Regions from separate parts of the Homo sapiens genome. Here region 2 is linked to region 1. The links are chromatin loops, found by intact Hi-C in ENCODE. Cell type or tissue: HCT116. All regions are shown on one strand. Each heading gives the region's core, and the rest is flanking DNA. Links, peaks and the distances in the headings are about the cores only.

Region 1 (8,380 bases), core at 178-8,177:
TAACTGTGAGAGTGGATATGGTATGCAATGCATACAGAAGAGTCATGAATGGCTACACTAGAATAAAACACCTACAAAGATATGCCATGCTAAAAAGCTGGGAGTCTATCAGGAAGGCAACAGAAAACAGTGAACAGAACATTCAAATGGCTGCATATAAGCATTTTCCTCTCAGTTTAGAGAGCACCAACTTCAAAGGCAGAAATACCAGACCTCAAATCCCCACTCTGCTACTAACTCTATTGGCTAAAGCAACAGTCTTATTAAAGACTCCCTAAGATTTATTTGCATCATCTGTAAAATAGGGATAAATAGCACCCATTTCAAACACTTGCATAGAAGCTAAAAAGAAATAATGAATGTTATGCACCTAAGAGAATGCTTAACATAAAACTGTAGTTCTTCTTAGTGCTATTTGATAGACTTAAATGCATTGATCTCAAATATTTCCTGCAATCTAGTAATGGCAACATCAGAGGCATCCTTCTGGCTTCTGCTAATCTCTATCTACTTTAGTAACCACAGAATTATCAAATGGGACTCCAAGAAACCTATTGTTTTAAATTAAGTTAACCAAAGTTCTCTGGAGAAAATGTTTAGGAAAAAAATGAAATGAGTAAGCACAAGTTAACAAAATGAGGTTTGGAAGTGGCAACAGGACATGTATCATGGAGGCATATTCATTAACTAGACACTTGTTCATAGTTATGTCTACCCTTAAAACACAACTGATTGTCCAGTTAGAGTAACAGCATAACAGCATAGCCAGTGAAATGTCCATGGTTCCAAAATGCAGCCTAGAACAAAGAACACAGTAATGCTTCTTAAAATGGAGCTTTTTGTTTACATGAGCCATTTTGGAAATTCACTTCATACCACTGATAATGAAATTTTCAATTACAAAAGAAATGACTTTCGGTTTCTTTTAGCAATAGGAATAAGAAAGAAACTGAAGAATATATAGTGATAGATGCCATTCCAAGTGATCTCTGGTAAGAGTAAAGTAACTTATTTATAAAGTACAACTTCTAAAAGGAAATCAATTAATTCAACAAAAGAAATACGTAACTTATTTGTAGATGCTAACCTTTTAAAAAGTGTAAACAAAATAAGTAACATTCATAATAAAGGCAGATTTCTGTCTGAATTTATACAATTTTTCTATGAAATTTTATTTCTGCGATGGGGTCTGTGTGACTGATTCTTTCTAAGTTCTATGTTCTTAATTGAGAGATCCAGACTTCATTTAATCTACTTTAGCATGTCATCTATCACAGGTCCTTGAGAGTAAATGTGCTCAATTGCTTCTAAATACAGACCATTCTCATTATCACTAGTTTCTCCCACATGGCAACCTCATAAATATTTATTAGCAAAATATAGACAAAATCTGCTGAATTACAGAAACTGAAGATATAGCCCCTGAAAAGATCCAAGAGCTATGTAAACACAGCCACTAAAATAAAAATGTTACATATATTAGAGCTGGATTCAAACAAATCAACTCTTAAAAAAAATTAAAAAATTAAATCTTTGACCCATGAATATTTTAGTGTGGTAAAATAAATGACTTCATGGTTCCAAGATAAATTTGTAAAACCTAAAAATATTTTCTAACAGTCAAAACTAGATATGGATAAAGTATTTAAATTAAACATATGTTCTTTAGTTCATAAGTCCTGAATAATTTCAGTTAGTATAAGTTATTCAGAAGTTAGGTACTCTTCAGAATCAGAAAGGAATGAGATAAACAACAGGATTATAAAGAAAATATAATTGGATTATCCCTTCTATTTCACTAGCTTATAGTAATACCAAGTAATGTCTATTTTTTTCAGCTCCGAAGTACATTCCAGGACTATAAAAAATACCAGAAAATGTATGAAATGTATAAAACATATATAAAGTATATATTCCTTGCCATCAAGTCATTTCAAATCTAATGAAGAAAATAAAAAAAAAAAAAACAAGACATTAGACACTAAATAGGAAACCGGTTGACTACATGCAGAATAGGGACTGAGAGAAGAGTTACCAGTGTAACCCTGAGTACTTGTAACAGACCTGTGGGCACGCAGGAGGAGTTGTACAGGAGTTGCACAGTTGTGGGTAGCTAGAAGCTCAGAGACTGACTTTGATTATGTAAAATTTAAGAAGACAATTGTAGGTAGCAGTAGCAGAAATACACAAATGGAAATGAGCATAATGTGAGACAAGGAAACTAGTATTAATAAAATCACACTGCATTGGCAGAATACTTTCATGTAATTACCCCACTTTACATTCACATATACTCTGTAAGTAAGGCAGATACTTACATTTAAAGATGAAGAAACTGAGGTACTACTCAATGAGAGCAGCTTATCCTTATCACTGATCTCGTAATCAAGGCTTGATCACAGGTCTTCAGATTACCAAATCCCCTATTCTTGCTAAACACTACTAGCTCAGAGACTGACTTTGATGATGTAAAGTTTAAGAAGACAAAAATTTTGGTAGACTTTAAGGCAAGTATTATAAAATAATATTTTGAAATTTATTCCCATTTTCTCTTTTGCCTTTTGGCATGAAGTGTTTATCAGCCTAAAAAAGAGATTATAGAAATTCTATAAAAAGACAGGAATAACCATTTCTGGTTTATAAAATAGGATTATTCAGCAAGACACATAGCCTTGCTAGCCATACTATTGCCTGGAAAGATGTTTCCAAATTGCTTTTATTTCTGTCTCCCTTCCCTGCCTCCTTTTAATCAGGGGCCTGATCTAGCTCTTCTCCAGGGTAGAAAAGACACGCCACTTCCAGCGATGACAGCAGAGCCATAGGGCTAGCTAAAAGGAGGATATGATATAGTATATGTAGGAGAAAGACGACGGAGTCAAGAGGGGAGTCAAGACTAATTTTTCCTGTTCAGGCTTTGGCCCTGAGAGGAGGAGGTGCATTCAGTGAATAAGGAGTGATGTGGAAGGCACAGGGGGCTCTTGACCCACTCCCTATCTGGTACCGTGTAAAGGAGGCTACCCTTGGTTCTGCTTGGTACAGACCAGACACAGAAGTGTCTGTGTGTCTGGCTGGGACACCTCCCAGAGGGGTCATCCTAGCAGGGAGAGGGGGCTCTCTAGCAAGGGATACAGAGAAGATCACATGGGCCAGGAACAATCAAGCATCCCAGAAAGACTGCAGATGGGTGTGGAGCACTAGTGGAAAGCCAAGGGGAAGTCACATCAATGTGGGACACGGCCTGAGTCACAAGAATGGGCCAGAGTTCACTGGTAGCTGACTTAAGAATCAGTGGCCCACAAGGTGCCAGGCATCCAAGACAGAAAAGGGGTACAAATCACCCAGGAAGCAGGGGTCCTAAAAGCCAGGATAAAGACGCTGGCAGGAATGAGCACAGTGTTTTCCCCAGAAATGCAAGGTTGCAAAAGCCACATCTCTCCCTCAAGACACGCAGAGAAAAAGAGAGGGAGAGGAAGCTGCCTTCAACAACCAAGCATTTTTATCTAAGACAGAACAAAGATCAGAGGAGACTGTTCGATTTGCCACATCAGACTATGCTTTAAAACAGATTCAATTTTAGTACATTTTCTCACTAATCAGAAGGTGAAACTCATAAAGATGACTAGATCAGCCATAAAAGACAATATTTTCTCTGCATTTCCAAGTTCAATCATGAATTAAATCTTTCAAGCCTAGTACACAGGGCAGAAAAGTTGGTTTTATACAGAGAACAACAAAGAGTCATGGTCTTTTTTCAAGAGAAGTATTAATAAGACAAAAGCTCTCAGCAACTGTATGTGATACTGGATGAATCAATGCCTTGCAGCAAGCTCAGTCTCATTCCAGAAAGGGCTAAAATACTCATTCAGACTATTTTCATTTTAAAGCAAAGGAACAGAGATGGTTCCAGGAAGAAAAAAAAATACACTTTTAGAAAAGCAGGACTTCAAACAATGCAACTTTAAACAACTGAGAAACAGTGACAGATGGCCCTATTATGTATACACTAGAAATGGGATTTATTTTTTTCAGGAAAGGCTTTGAGAGTTGAGGCTAAAACACTGACAGTCTGTACATGGCATGTCATCTGCCAGTAAACATCAGATGTCCCTACAAACCCAAGTGTTTATAATAATGGGGAAAGAATGGCTGAAGTTTTATGTGAACACAAACGTAAATCACAACATTCTGAAATGCACAGTTTCTAACCATTCTGTTTATGGTGCAATATACAGTGTGGCCCAAGTTCTGGCAAACCACATAGCTCTTTTCAAATTGACAGTATAAGGAATATGATGTGAGCTGTGGACTCACAGCTGTGAGCTGTGCTACATTTCCTAGTAAAAGAAACCCTGATTCTGATGGGGACACATGGTAGCCTGGAATAAAACTACACCTCCCCAGCCTTACTTTCAATAACAAAGTTCCAGTAAATGAAATAAAAGCTAATGTGTTATATGGCAGCTTCTAGAAATTTTCTTTGTAAGACATCTGGCATGAGCCCCTTGCCCCTTCTTCCTTCCCTCCTCCTTTCTACTGGCTGGGGACACAGACCCGATGAATATGGCTCAAGCAGCCATCTAGGACCACAAAGCAGCAGCCTAAGTCTGCAGGAACAAGAAGTAAGGAGCCTCTGTGGATGGTGGCTATAACCATGCCAGTCCTGGACTGCCTCCTGCTGGACTTCTCTCAAGTAAGAGAAAAGTAAACTTCCTTCTCTTAAAGTTACTATTGTTTCATTTTCATGTGCAAAATAGAACCAATATTAGCCAACCTAATCCTACCCACAAATACAATGCTTTCCAACAAACCTACTACTAAGAGCTCTTTGAAATGGAAAATTTCCCAGGAAAGAAACAACTACCATTAATACAGCACAAAGTAAAGAACTTGGTATAATCAAGCGCGTACAACTGTAGCAGAAACTTTTCCCCATATCCTTGTATCCTTCTTTCTCAAAGAAACAAATTCTCTAATTATTAGCTAGGTGCAAATACACAAGGAATAAATACACATTTCCCAGCCTTCCTTGAGCTAGATGTGGCTATGTTCCAGTTCAGCTGTGGCCATTGAGATGAGAACAGAAGTGACTGTGCTACTTCTGAGGAGGGCCCTTGAAGGGGAATACAGTGCCTTTTTTTGTACTTCTTCAATCCAGATGGCTGGAATGCAGATGTGGTGGTGAAACATCTAAAAAAACATGTAAGAGTAACAACCTAGATGGCAAAGCAATGTGACAAAAGGAACCTGGGTCCCTGTTCCAGTTACTATGTGACAAACTACACTGGAATTCAACTATGAAAACCAACCATTTTTTTATGTTCAAGAATTCTGTAGGTCAGAAATTCAAACCAGGTACAAGGGGGGCAGGTTGCTGCTGTTCCATGATGTCTGGGCCTCAGCTAGTAACACTCAACAGCTGGGTGGCTTGACCACTGGGGACTGGAATCATCTGGAGGCATCCTCACTCACATGGCTGGTGGCTGATGTTAACTATTGGCTGGAACCTCATTTGAAGCAGTCAGCGAGAACAGCCACAGGTGTCATCTACATGTGGCCTGACTTTCTCACTGAATGGCAGCTTCAAGGTAGTCAAACTACTTTGTGGTAATTCAAGGTTCTAAAAGCAACGGACCCAGCAGCAAGGCAGAGGCTGCATCACCTTTCCTGACATAACCATGAAAGTCATGTGGTATTCTACTGGTTACAAGAGAGCCAGGTGCCCAACCAGATTCAACCAGAGTGCACAATGGGAAAAGCAGCAAAGAAGTTGCACACATGTTTTAAAACCCATACAGCGCCTGACCCTGAGCATCATACCAGCCCTGGCTGACCTCATGAAGCTGAGCTGCATTATCATCCTGCACTCCCCACCTCTCGACTGCTACATAAGTGGAAATACAAATGATCATTTAAAGCCACTATTATTGTGGGTCACTGCAGCAAATTTATAAAGAATACTTATGTACCCCAATATTTAAAAATAAATCAGCCCAGGCGCAGTGGCTCACGCCTGTAATCCCAGCACTCTGGGAGGCCGAAGTGGGCGGATCACTTGAGGTCAGGAGTTGGAGAGCCTGGCCAACATGGTGAAACCCTGTCTCTATTAAAAAGACAAAAAAAATTAGCCAGGCATGGTGGCACATGCCTGTAGTCCCAGCTACTCAGGAGGCTGAGGAAGGAGAATTGCTTTAATCGGGGAGGCAGAGGTTGCAGTGAGCCATGATTGCACCACTGCACTCCAGCCTGGGTGACAGAGTGAGAGACTCCATCCCAATAAATAAATAAATAAATCAAAAACCACAAGTAGCAAAAACGTCTATCTCAAGAAACTAATTTTACAGCTACAGGAATGACTTTGTAGTTTTAATTTATTTGATATTATTAACTGCTGGCATATTTTTTTCCATTCAAAATTTTTAATGACTATCAGAGACCTCTAATATATTACAATCCCTTTGTCAGTCATTTGCATGCTGCCAGTTTCCCTTCCTGGTTTGGTGCACTAAGGGGTTTCTGAGCTCAGACAATAAAGATGCTGACACAGCCAAGGAACTGCAGCCTGAAAACAAAGAGTTCCAGAGGCGCGTGTGAATCTGACTGGATGTGTCCTAAAGCCTCTCATTAAACAGCTACTCCCCATCAAAGACACTACACTCTAGGCAAGGCAAAGAGCACTCCTTCCACCTGCCATTCTTGTCCTCTAAGCAAAGTGAGTCCTTGAAGAATCTAATAGTTTCACAGAATCATTTTGTGGTCCAACCATAGAGTATGCACTGCATATGTCAAAATCCTTTTATTTTTTAAATTAACAAATAATAGGATTTCTATCTCCTTATACCCACTCAAAAAATAAAAGCATATAAAGGATATTTTGGTTCTTCCATGTCCCCCAAAAGCAAAAAAGAAAATAACTTTGAGAGAACACAAATTTAAAAGAAAATTGCACAAGTCTGAACATTTCTAAATATATTCAAAGACACATATCTAACTTTGAAATATGTACCTAGAGGCAAATAATTTAATAGCAAATCCATAGAATGAACTGCTAAGAAATGCCACATGATTAAGCCATGTTTTGGGGTAATATGGGTAAGGACATTAAACAACTTTGAGAATGAATTATTAAAATACACCTTTTAATGTATCTTATTTAAAACTTATTTAAAATTAGTTTCCAGCATCTCTTAATACTACTTTATTTTTTGTATGTCTCTCCATGTGTATCAGCCACTAAACCCCAGTAAGACCCACTGTGTAATGATGCTTAATCTTCTTCCTTTTTAAACTCTAATGTGTATCAGCTTTCAGATATTTATGAGCTCAGATCTTTTGGCCAGAATTTGGTTAAGTAAAAAGCAAGCTGATCAGGCCATAGATAAAGGCATTTGGTGCCAGGGTAATTATAAATACAAGCAAGTATTATATTTGCCCCCAGCTCTTGCCCATAAGGTGGCTGAAAATGCATCCTTGATTTTCCCTTATTCTGTCAATATAGGAATTACTACCTTGAATACTACTAAACATATCTTTAAGTAATAAAAGGTAGCATTTGCTGAGCACTTATTATATGCCAGGAATTGTTTTGAGTACTTTTCATGTATTAAAGTCATCAGATCCTTCAATAACAACATAAAGTGGATAGTATAATTAAATCTCCCTTTTATGGATGAGACTGAGATTAAACAAAAAAAAGTGTAGTGAAACTGCACAGACAACTCATGTGGTGGTTTTAAAACATGTCCATACATGGAAACTTCTCCCTTCAAGAGCTAATTCCAATCACTGTGCATGTAGGGACACTAATTAATGGAATATAACTAAAGTAACTGTGTTAGAGTTCTGAGACTAGGTCATAAAAAGCAATGTGGTTTCTTTCTTGATTTCTACATCACTTACCCTGGGGGAAGCCAGTTGCCATGTCTTGAAGACACTTAAACAGCACTGTGGAGAGGCCCACGTGGCAAGGGAGGCCCTCCTGCCCTCTGCCAGTGAGTGAGCCATCTTGGAAGCAGATCTTCCAGCCCCAGTCAAGCCTTCAGAGGACAGCAGCCCTGGGCAACATCTGAACTTTAACCTTACTCTCACTTAAGCCACTCCCAAATTCGTGGCCCACAGAGTTATTAAACGCTTACTGATTTAGCTGCCAAGTGGGGGGCAAATTGTTATACGGCTAGAAATAACTAACCCAGCTAACAAGTGACTGAGCCAGGATCAAACCCAAGCAGTCCAGTACTGAAAGCTGCTACTGGTCAGATAAATGCACACCATGTTATGTTGGTGCAAAAGTAATTGTGGTTTTTATCATTGATAATAGGAATTTAACCAAGCTATAATTTTACTAAACACCACAAATGTTTTCAAATTCCAACTACACAAGTTA
Region 2 (8,380 bases), core at 122-8,121, 100 kb before region 1:
GGGGAGGTGAGTGGGGGTGCTGAAAGAGTGGATAAAAGGGGAGTCCCAAGTGAGTCAGGACATTGACATGGAAATGTCCTGGCTACCAGTAAACAGTTCATATTGGGAAATCATAGCTAAAACATGTAGGTAAACAGAATAAATATTTGCAGTTTTAAATGTCAGAATATCTAGATTGCATTTAACTTTGCAAGGAATATGTAGACACTGAAAATTTTCAAGCCAAAGACATCAGGTTTTAGACAGATTAATTTGGCAACAGTGTGCCGAGGCAGTGGGAAGAAGAACAAAATGGAGACAGAAAGCTGTAGGAAAGCTATCGGCCTAGTTCTGCAGTAATAGGCAGCAGGATCAGCATGAAGGTTGGGAGAAGCAGCAGCAAGAGATGGCCAAAGAAACATTCTGAAGCAACGCTCAACATTGAATCATCAGGGGTGAGCATGGGAACAGGCTACTCAGGGATCAAAGAGCATGAAGCCTTTGAAAAGAAGAACCTGAGGAAGAATATGGAAACAGGTCTAGAAACAGCACAGAGAACTGACAGAAGCAATCAGAAAAGGGAGCTCCTAATCCAGGGGAGCTAATCAAAGATGAGCTCCTAAATCTTCAAAGTAATGTAGGGGAAAAAAGGTGTCTGCAAAGAGGAAGGCAGAAATCCAAGTGAAGGGGATCATCCCCAAATATGTGACACATACTGGGCTTCCTGTTCTCTTCAGAAATGCATAAGCACTTGTTAGCATAACCACCCAAAAAAAAAAAAAAAAAAAAAAAGCATCACTGAAGTGAGTTACACAAACCTTTAAGAAATAGTAGACTAATAAACAGCCCAAAGCTATGTGTCAGAGACCTTTCCCTGCTTACTAAGTGGCTCTGCTAATTTGGCCAAATCCAATAATTTTCCTCTGGAGTCCTCCTTTAAATCACAAAAATGTTATCAAGCCAACTTATTTCATAGAATCGTATGAAGTAACAAATTTGAAATTGTTTTCAAAACTGAGATATTCTATACATACAAAAGAATAGCAAATACAGCAATGTAAAACGGCAGCCAGCTAAAAATGGAAAACTCTAAATTTCAGAAAGTTAAACCTTTTATTTATAAGATGATCGGTAACTATAAATAGCCTCTTTTATTTATGACACAAAAGTTTTAATGAGTTATACTTTAAATTTAATGGTAGAATAATGTCATGAAATACATAGAATATCAATTCATCAAACAGCATATTAACTCAAATTCTTTAAAATATATTCAACATTCAAAAACTGCAAAAATCATTATCAATAAATGCAGTCAATTGGTCATTACTGAATCAACAGCTTCCGGTGTGGAAAAATCAATACTCACATTTGCACCAATGCCTTCCCCACCTTCAGGGACTTTAGGAAATGCATCATAGAGAGATGACACGTAAGTTATTACTGATTTTTCATCAGGTGAGGAGACATCGACATCTAAAAACAGCAACATAAATTAATTATTTCACAATGTTGATAAATTACTTTTGATCAGACTTTCATGCCAGTCCACATATAATCAAGAAAATAACTCACCTTCAGGGTCCAGAAGTCTTATAACACCAATTTTTTCTGCTACGTAAAAAGCATGCTCTAAATTTGCAAGGTTGCTTTGAACAGCAACAGTATTCATATCTATCAGGTCCGGCCTAGGAAAAAATTCACTGTGTTAATTAGGTTTTCTCATGTGCCAATTCAACATTATATAATTATATAGGTTTCCATTTACATAACAACATCTGCTAATATTAACACCAAGCCTGCGTTAAAATGCAGAGACTTTCATCAAACATTTAACATTGCTCACTTATCTCAGAAACTTCTGTATCGAAAGCAAATATAACAATGAAAATATAACAATTTGAACATATATAAATTTCAACAAAGTCTACAAATATATCATAGTCAGAATATATATGAGTATTTGTCCTATTCAACTGATTTAAGCTACGCTACTCCAACAGCATCTTTCCAATCCAACCAGCATCCTGTCAATGTTTTTCCTCTAAGACAAAAAGCTTGTAGCTTAATTCAGTGCTGTGTCCATGGCCTCCCCATTGCACCATACCCTTTCACATCATCTTTGTCTTCTATAATCCTAGTCATTCTTCCAAGGAGAGATCAAGCTCCACCTCCTCTATGGAGCCTGGCTGATCTTCCTAGCCCTTATTTCTGTCTCTGTTTCCTGAACTCATACTTCCAGCCTGCACCCCACGATATGGCACTTAGGATAATCTTAGACTCCTTGCCCTATTAATTCACTGGTTCGTGTACATGTATATGTTGTTTCTCCCAAACCGTCAACTCCAAGATAGCAAGTACTATGTATTAAGAAAATTTTGTATTTTATCCTTCTGCTGTAATAAAGAATGATATATAGTACACCCTCAACAAATATCTACTGATAAGTTGGTAAGTAGGTTGGTTCCTTAGTAATCTGAATCATAAATGAATGTCTATAATAAGCAATAGTTTATGTTTTCATGAGCACACATGTGTGCATGTGCCCCCCTACACACACACACAGTCACACATCCCAGACTTCATATCTTTATAATTTGTGAGATTTACGTAACACCCTAAACCATGCAGAAACTTTGAAGCTAGCTCTATCTACATGAGAGAGGAAAAGATTCTTCAAATGCTTCTTGTAGAGAAAGTGGCAAAATATGGACATTGGAGACTTCACTCAAGGCTAGAAGCCAGTCAGGAAACTTGGATCTCAAAAACAAAGCATTGAAAGACTACCGGAACAATGTGGAAACAGGAAAGCCTTCAAAGAGTGGTACTCACCACCCAAAAAAATCACTGAGTAAGAACCTGTTGATAGCTTACAAAGAAAGGCTCTCTACAAGCTCCACAAGCATTCCTGTTTGCTCAAAATAATCATTTGGGAAACCACAGAAAGAGTGGGAGGGCTCAAAGGTAGTGTGGGAGAAATGAAATGCAGATTATTTTGTATACTACTTGGCAGGCTGCTTATATGAAAAGCTGTTTGAAAATATATCATTAATATTAGAAAGCTAAGTGGCAATTTGTACTCTTTTATGGTGAGAAAACAGACCTTTCAAGAAAATCTTATACTTTTATATCACTTTGCACTGTTCATAACCTGGGAATGTGGTTACCATCACCTACATGCTCATATTCCAGGAAATTATTAGGAAATCCTTTAATGTTTTCAACCTGCCACCAATATGACCACTCTTTTAAAAGTGACCCTACAATTATTATAGGAACAATAAATCCATTGACAACTATGGAAGTAAATAACAGACCTCCAAAAGTAACATTTTTTATTCACATAGAAACATCTGAAGAATCTGCCAACCTCAAGATTAGTAAACAGGTATGTATAGCAGTCTAGACAAAAACAAATATCTGAAGTTCTTTCAATAAAAAATCGTTTTGTTTCCGTAAAATTTGCACCTTTTAGGGAAATAAAAAACAGACTTTGTAAGTCTGCCAAATCTCAGAACAAGACATGGCATGTTATTATGAGAACCCTGCCATTAGCAAAGAAAGTAAACACTGAGTAATCCTAGAGGGAATGAATAAAGTCATTGAAGAATCAAGTTTTTCAGCTAAGAGAATAAAACATAAAACTTCCTTCAGAATGACATAGTCATTTCAACACAAAAGCAGCTGTAGAATACAATGAGTCTGAGTAAGTCATCTCTTTTATCATGATGTTTAACACTTTAATGGAACAAAAACTGAAATGGTTTTCCTCCACTAAAAGACAGCAGATAAAGAAAATTAGTTAAACAAAAAATGGGAAAAGGGAAAACTTTAAAAACCACTACAAAGCTGGGTGCGGTGGCTCATACCTATAATCCCAGCATTTGGGAGGCTGAAGAGGGCAGATCACCTGAGGTCTGGAGTTTGACACCAGCCTGACCAACATGGCGAAACCCTGTCTCTACTAAAAATGCAAAAATTAGCCAGGCGTGATGGCAGGCGCCTGTAATCCCAGCTACTCGGGAGGCTGAGGCAGGAGGATCACTTGAACCCAGGAGGCAGAGGTTGCAGTGAGCCGAGATCATGCCACTGCACTCCAGCCTGGACAACAAGAGCGAAACTCCATCTCAAAAAAACACAAAAAACCACTATGAAAAAGTAATAGCCTATAAAATTTAAAATGCTATTCCTCCCTTAGCTCATATCCTAACAGAGTGGTGGTCCCTTTGTCTTTCAAATCTGTCTTTCCTCTACCTGCCTGAAGCATCCAGAAGACGCCTGTGCTGTGTGTGTCCTGTCCACCACCTTCTTTCTTCATAGTCTCACTGGGATAACACAACCTTTAAAAACTTCATTTATTTTTCACACATAGAAGATACTTACTTTCATTCTAAAGGTTTCATTTCTTCGTAACATCTTTTTGTGGAATGTTAACAGGAAATGTCATTTCCATCTTAGGTTTGACTAACCAAAGAGCATTAGACTATATTATAGTGACCATGTTCTCATGTTATATTTTAGATAGTTGAACATTAACTATTGTAACTTGCCTGTTTTATGGAAACCTTTCAAAATCATATAATGTGATCCTTTGCCACTTAAAGTAATAAATGCTAGTCTTTTTATGGAAAAAAAGGCCATTCTCTTATTTTTTTTATTATTCTATGATAATGTTAATGTTTCAAAATGACCCAATTATCATACATTATAATCTTTAAACATGTTTATATCCCAGCTTTATCCCAGCTTTTCTTTCATAAGCAATTAAAAGTAGCTTACAAAGAAAATACAAGATAGCATAAACTTTAAATTAGAAGTATAAAACCAAGAAAAGGCCTTAAAATGAAATTGGAAGTGAGACTAAAAATTGCAAATCACTTATATGCAAGCTTGGTGCCCTGAATTTGTTTAAAAATATAGGGCAGAGAGGTATAGAAAAATGCTATTGTCATAATACAAAATAATTTTGGATAAAAGTAATGTTTATCTTTCATACAACACCCATCTTAAAAGAGCAATCTCCCCTAGGCTATATATATATATATATATCTCCACACGTATATATACATATACAGGTATGTTGGCATTTATGTATAGATAGATAGATATATGGATATAGTATAAGGATATCACCACCTACATTAACAGGTAGCCAAAGCTAGCTGAACATAAAAATTGCATGAGAGATTTTTTTGGCATAGATACCTCCAAGGTAACATTTCAGTACTCCAAAACTTTATTAATACATTAGCTCACATGAGAATTAGATAGGATTCTGCAGGAACATATGACTTCTACAGTGATATAAATGGCTAAAGATCAGGCTGGGCGCAGTGGCTCATGCCTGTAATCCCAGCACTTTTGGAGGCCGAGATGGGAGGATCACCTGAGGTCAGGAATTCCAGACCAGCCTGGCCAATATGGTGAAACCCTGTCTCCACTAAAAATACAAAACTTAGCCAGGCATGGTGTCGGGTGCCTGTAACCCCAGCTACTCGGGAGGGTGAGGCAGGAGAATCACTGGAACCCAGGAGGCGGAGGTTGCAGTGAGCCGAGATCGCGCCATTGCATCCCAGCCTGGGTGACAGAGCGAGACTTTGCCTCAAAAAAAAAAAAAAAAAAAAAAAGATTAGCACAACAGACCACTGAAGGCTTCCACAATATATCATGGCAAACACCAATACACTCAACTGCAAGGAGCATGAAACAACATCAAAGTACTTGGAAAGGAAGTACTTAGAAACATGGCAGAGAGGACACTAATTAAAGTTAACTAAGAGAAAGAAAAATGCCAGCTAAGAGAAGAGTGCTTTAGTGCAGACACAACATTACCAAATCCTGAACCAAAAATGTGACAATAGCTGAAAAGACACATATGGGAAATATCAATGGCCACAGTCCAAATCGGGATTTTTTTAAGGATGAAAAAATAAAGTGACTTAAATTCAGAGTCTGCTGGTTGTGCTGGCTTTCAGCTGGCACTCAATAATTATTTATGTGGATACAAACAGTAAGGTTCTGGCTACCCTGCATCTGCTTTCCTATATTTGAGAAATTTCCCTTTCATAAGTCTTGGGGGTAAGGAGAAGAGCAAAGCCCATTTCCCAGTACAAAAACAGAAATATGTCAGGTTTTTCCTGACTCTTTTATTTGCTCAAGAAATGTCCACTGCATACCTCACCCCCGTACATGACATTACCTGGCCAACTCGAATTCTTTCAGCAGACTCGGTTCCACCACCATTTCCTCCAGGAAGTACTTTCCTCTGTTCCCAAATGCCGTCTGTTATCTTCATTTCTGTATTTACCACATTTTTCATAACTATATATCTGCCTATCTCTCATATTGAACCATGGGCTTCCTGAAGGCAGAGCCTGTGTTTTGTCCATGTTTATATCCTCAATATCTAGCATAATGCTTAAAACATTAACTTTTGAGGATTAAATAAATAATAAAGAAAAACATGAGCTATGGGGACTGGGACATATCAGTGTTTCAAATTCCTGGAGATATGTTCCATCCTAGGCTTGTTCCTTTTCTTTTCACTAATTTCTACTGACAAAACCACCATCTATGGCTTCCAGCCAAGTTTTAGAATCCTTATCGAAATCCACATGGACCAGGGTACAATGTCATAGCTTCCCCATAATCCTAAACAAGCACACACCCTTTCGAGGTTTCCTAAAGGCTTTGTCTCTCCTAAAAAACAATTTGGAAAGCAGGCACGAAGTGAGGACAACAAACAGCGGTGAAGTATAAAAGTTTCAAAAAGCACATGTTGCTGCTTCTAGGTTCTCCTCCCTTCTTATGCTCTCATGTGCCCTCAGCTTCAGCTTCTGATAATGTTGCCAATTGGGATACCTTATAAAGTAATAACAATCACAAAACAACAACAGGGACTAATAAATACTGATACCTACTATGTGGCAGGCAATGCATTAAAGGACTTAAAGCATTATCTCACTTAATCATCTCAATTGACCCTAAGCAGTAGGTTGTGTTATTATCCTGAATTTACAGATGGAAAAACACCAAAGCATAAGGAAGTTATATAACTTGACCAAGAACACAAATCTGGTAAGTGGCAGTCAGGGTTTCAACCCAGGTCTGTCTGACTACAGAGCCTGATTTCTTCTCTGCAATATCCTGGTATCATAAACTGAGAACTAACTAAACAGTAACACCCCATATGAAGCTGAGAATACATAATAAAGAAAATACAGAACAAATTATACTTCTACTACTGGGCAAAATGATAATGATATTGGTAACCCCCATAAAGAAACACAATAATGTATATGTATATGTATGTGTGTGTATTGACATACTCAGAAAAAATAAATCATAAGAAACATGCTGAAGTTCCAGATTATTACCAAAACAGAACTCATCAATGTGTCCTATACCAATGTTTCCCACACTTGGGTCCTAATACAGATTAAGAATAGAAAGAAAGGCCTGGTTATCTGCATTTTAACAAGTTTCTCCCCCCTCCCTCAGGTGATTCGTATCAGGCAAGTTTGATAACTAAACCATGTTAAAAACCCTTCTTTCTAATAATTATTTAATTTCTTTTCAAGATTATAAGCATTTTGTATTGGGGAAAAAACATCCACAATGTCATCAGGCAATTATATAACGACACAAACAAAAGCACCCACAAGCAGAAACATGCTACTGCCTTATGCCCTCAGCAGGAGACAGTGAACCTTTTAACTCTTTTTCAGTGTTTATTTTTATTAAATATACAAGAAAAGAACACATTTAAATGTTAGCAAGGAGGGAGGGTGGGCATGTCATTTTATGTTTGCCCAACTCTGGAGTACACTGTAAAATAATGAAGCCTGGAAAAGATAGCATTTGGTCACATATATTTTTTTTAATCAGAATAAAAAACCCACCTAAACTTTGTGACTTGAGATATCTGATCACTTGAAAAAACACTGGACCACAGTTTCCTTCCTCAATTTAAAAAGGAAAGACAAGACAGAAAGAAGAATGGTGGTTGTCAACGGGTGGGGGGAGAGAGAAATGGGGAATTAGAGTTTCACGGGTACACAGCTTCAGTTACACTGGATGAAAAGAGCTCTGGAGATGGATGGCGGTGATGGTTGTACAACAAAGTAAATGTACTTAATGCCACTTAACTATCAACTTAAAACTGATTAAGATGGTAAATTTTATGCACCTTATCACAATCTAATTTTTTTATTATTTATTTTTTTTGAGACAAGAGTCTCACTCTGTCATCCACCCTGGAGTGCAGTGGTGCAATCTCAGCTCACTGCAACCTCAGCCTCCCAGGTTCTAGCAATTCTCCTGCCTCAGCCTCCCAAGTAGTTGGGATTACAGGCACCTACCACCATGCCCAGCTAATTTTTGTATTTTTAGTAAAGACGGG

What was found. Hi-C counts contacts between places; a loop is a spot of excess contacts. Peaks named below come from ENCODE experiments on the same cell type or tissue, not always from the same donor. Only the 100,000 strongest peaks of a DNase experiment are listed, where the experiment ranks them.
Region 2: a loop joins it to region 1, with 4 times the contacts of the local background. A loop is called at or near these places in 11 of 110 quality-filtered maps.

The regions. Positions count from the first base shown.
Region 1 is chr6:56,753,181-56,761,560 of GRCh38, forward strand. All of the region lies in intron 4 of DST (dystonin), which reads right to left. Among named protein-coding and RNA genes, the nearest start is that of DST-AS1, 87 kb to the right of the region's middle. RefSeq lists a silencer at 4,567-4,616 and an enhancer at 6,298-6,854. In HCT116, for the core only: a CTCF peak has its summit at 4,675 (motif pointing left); a DNase peak (open chromatin) is centred at 4,639; H3K4me3 peaks cover 830 bases; H3K27ac peaks cover 6,356 bases.
Region 2 is chr6:56,649,578-56,657,957 of GRCh38, forward strand. DST (dystonin) reads right to left here. Exons shown (of 104, transcript NM_001374736.1): 11 at 1,555-1,667; 12 at 1,349-1,455. Among named protein-coding and RNA genes, the nearest start is that of DST-AS1, 190 kb to the right of the region's middle. In HCT116, for the core only: no CTCF peak of the experiment used is centred there; DNase peaks (open chromatin) are centred at 2,866 and 3,554; H3K27ac peaks cover 6,477 bases.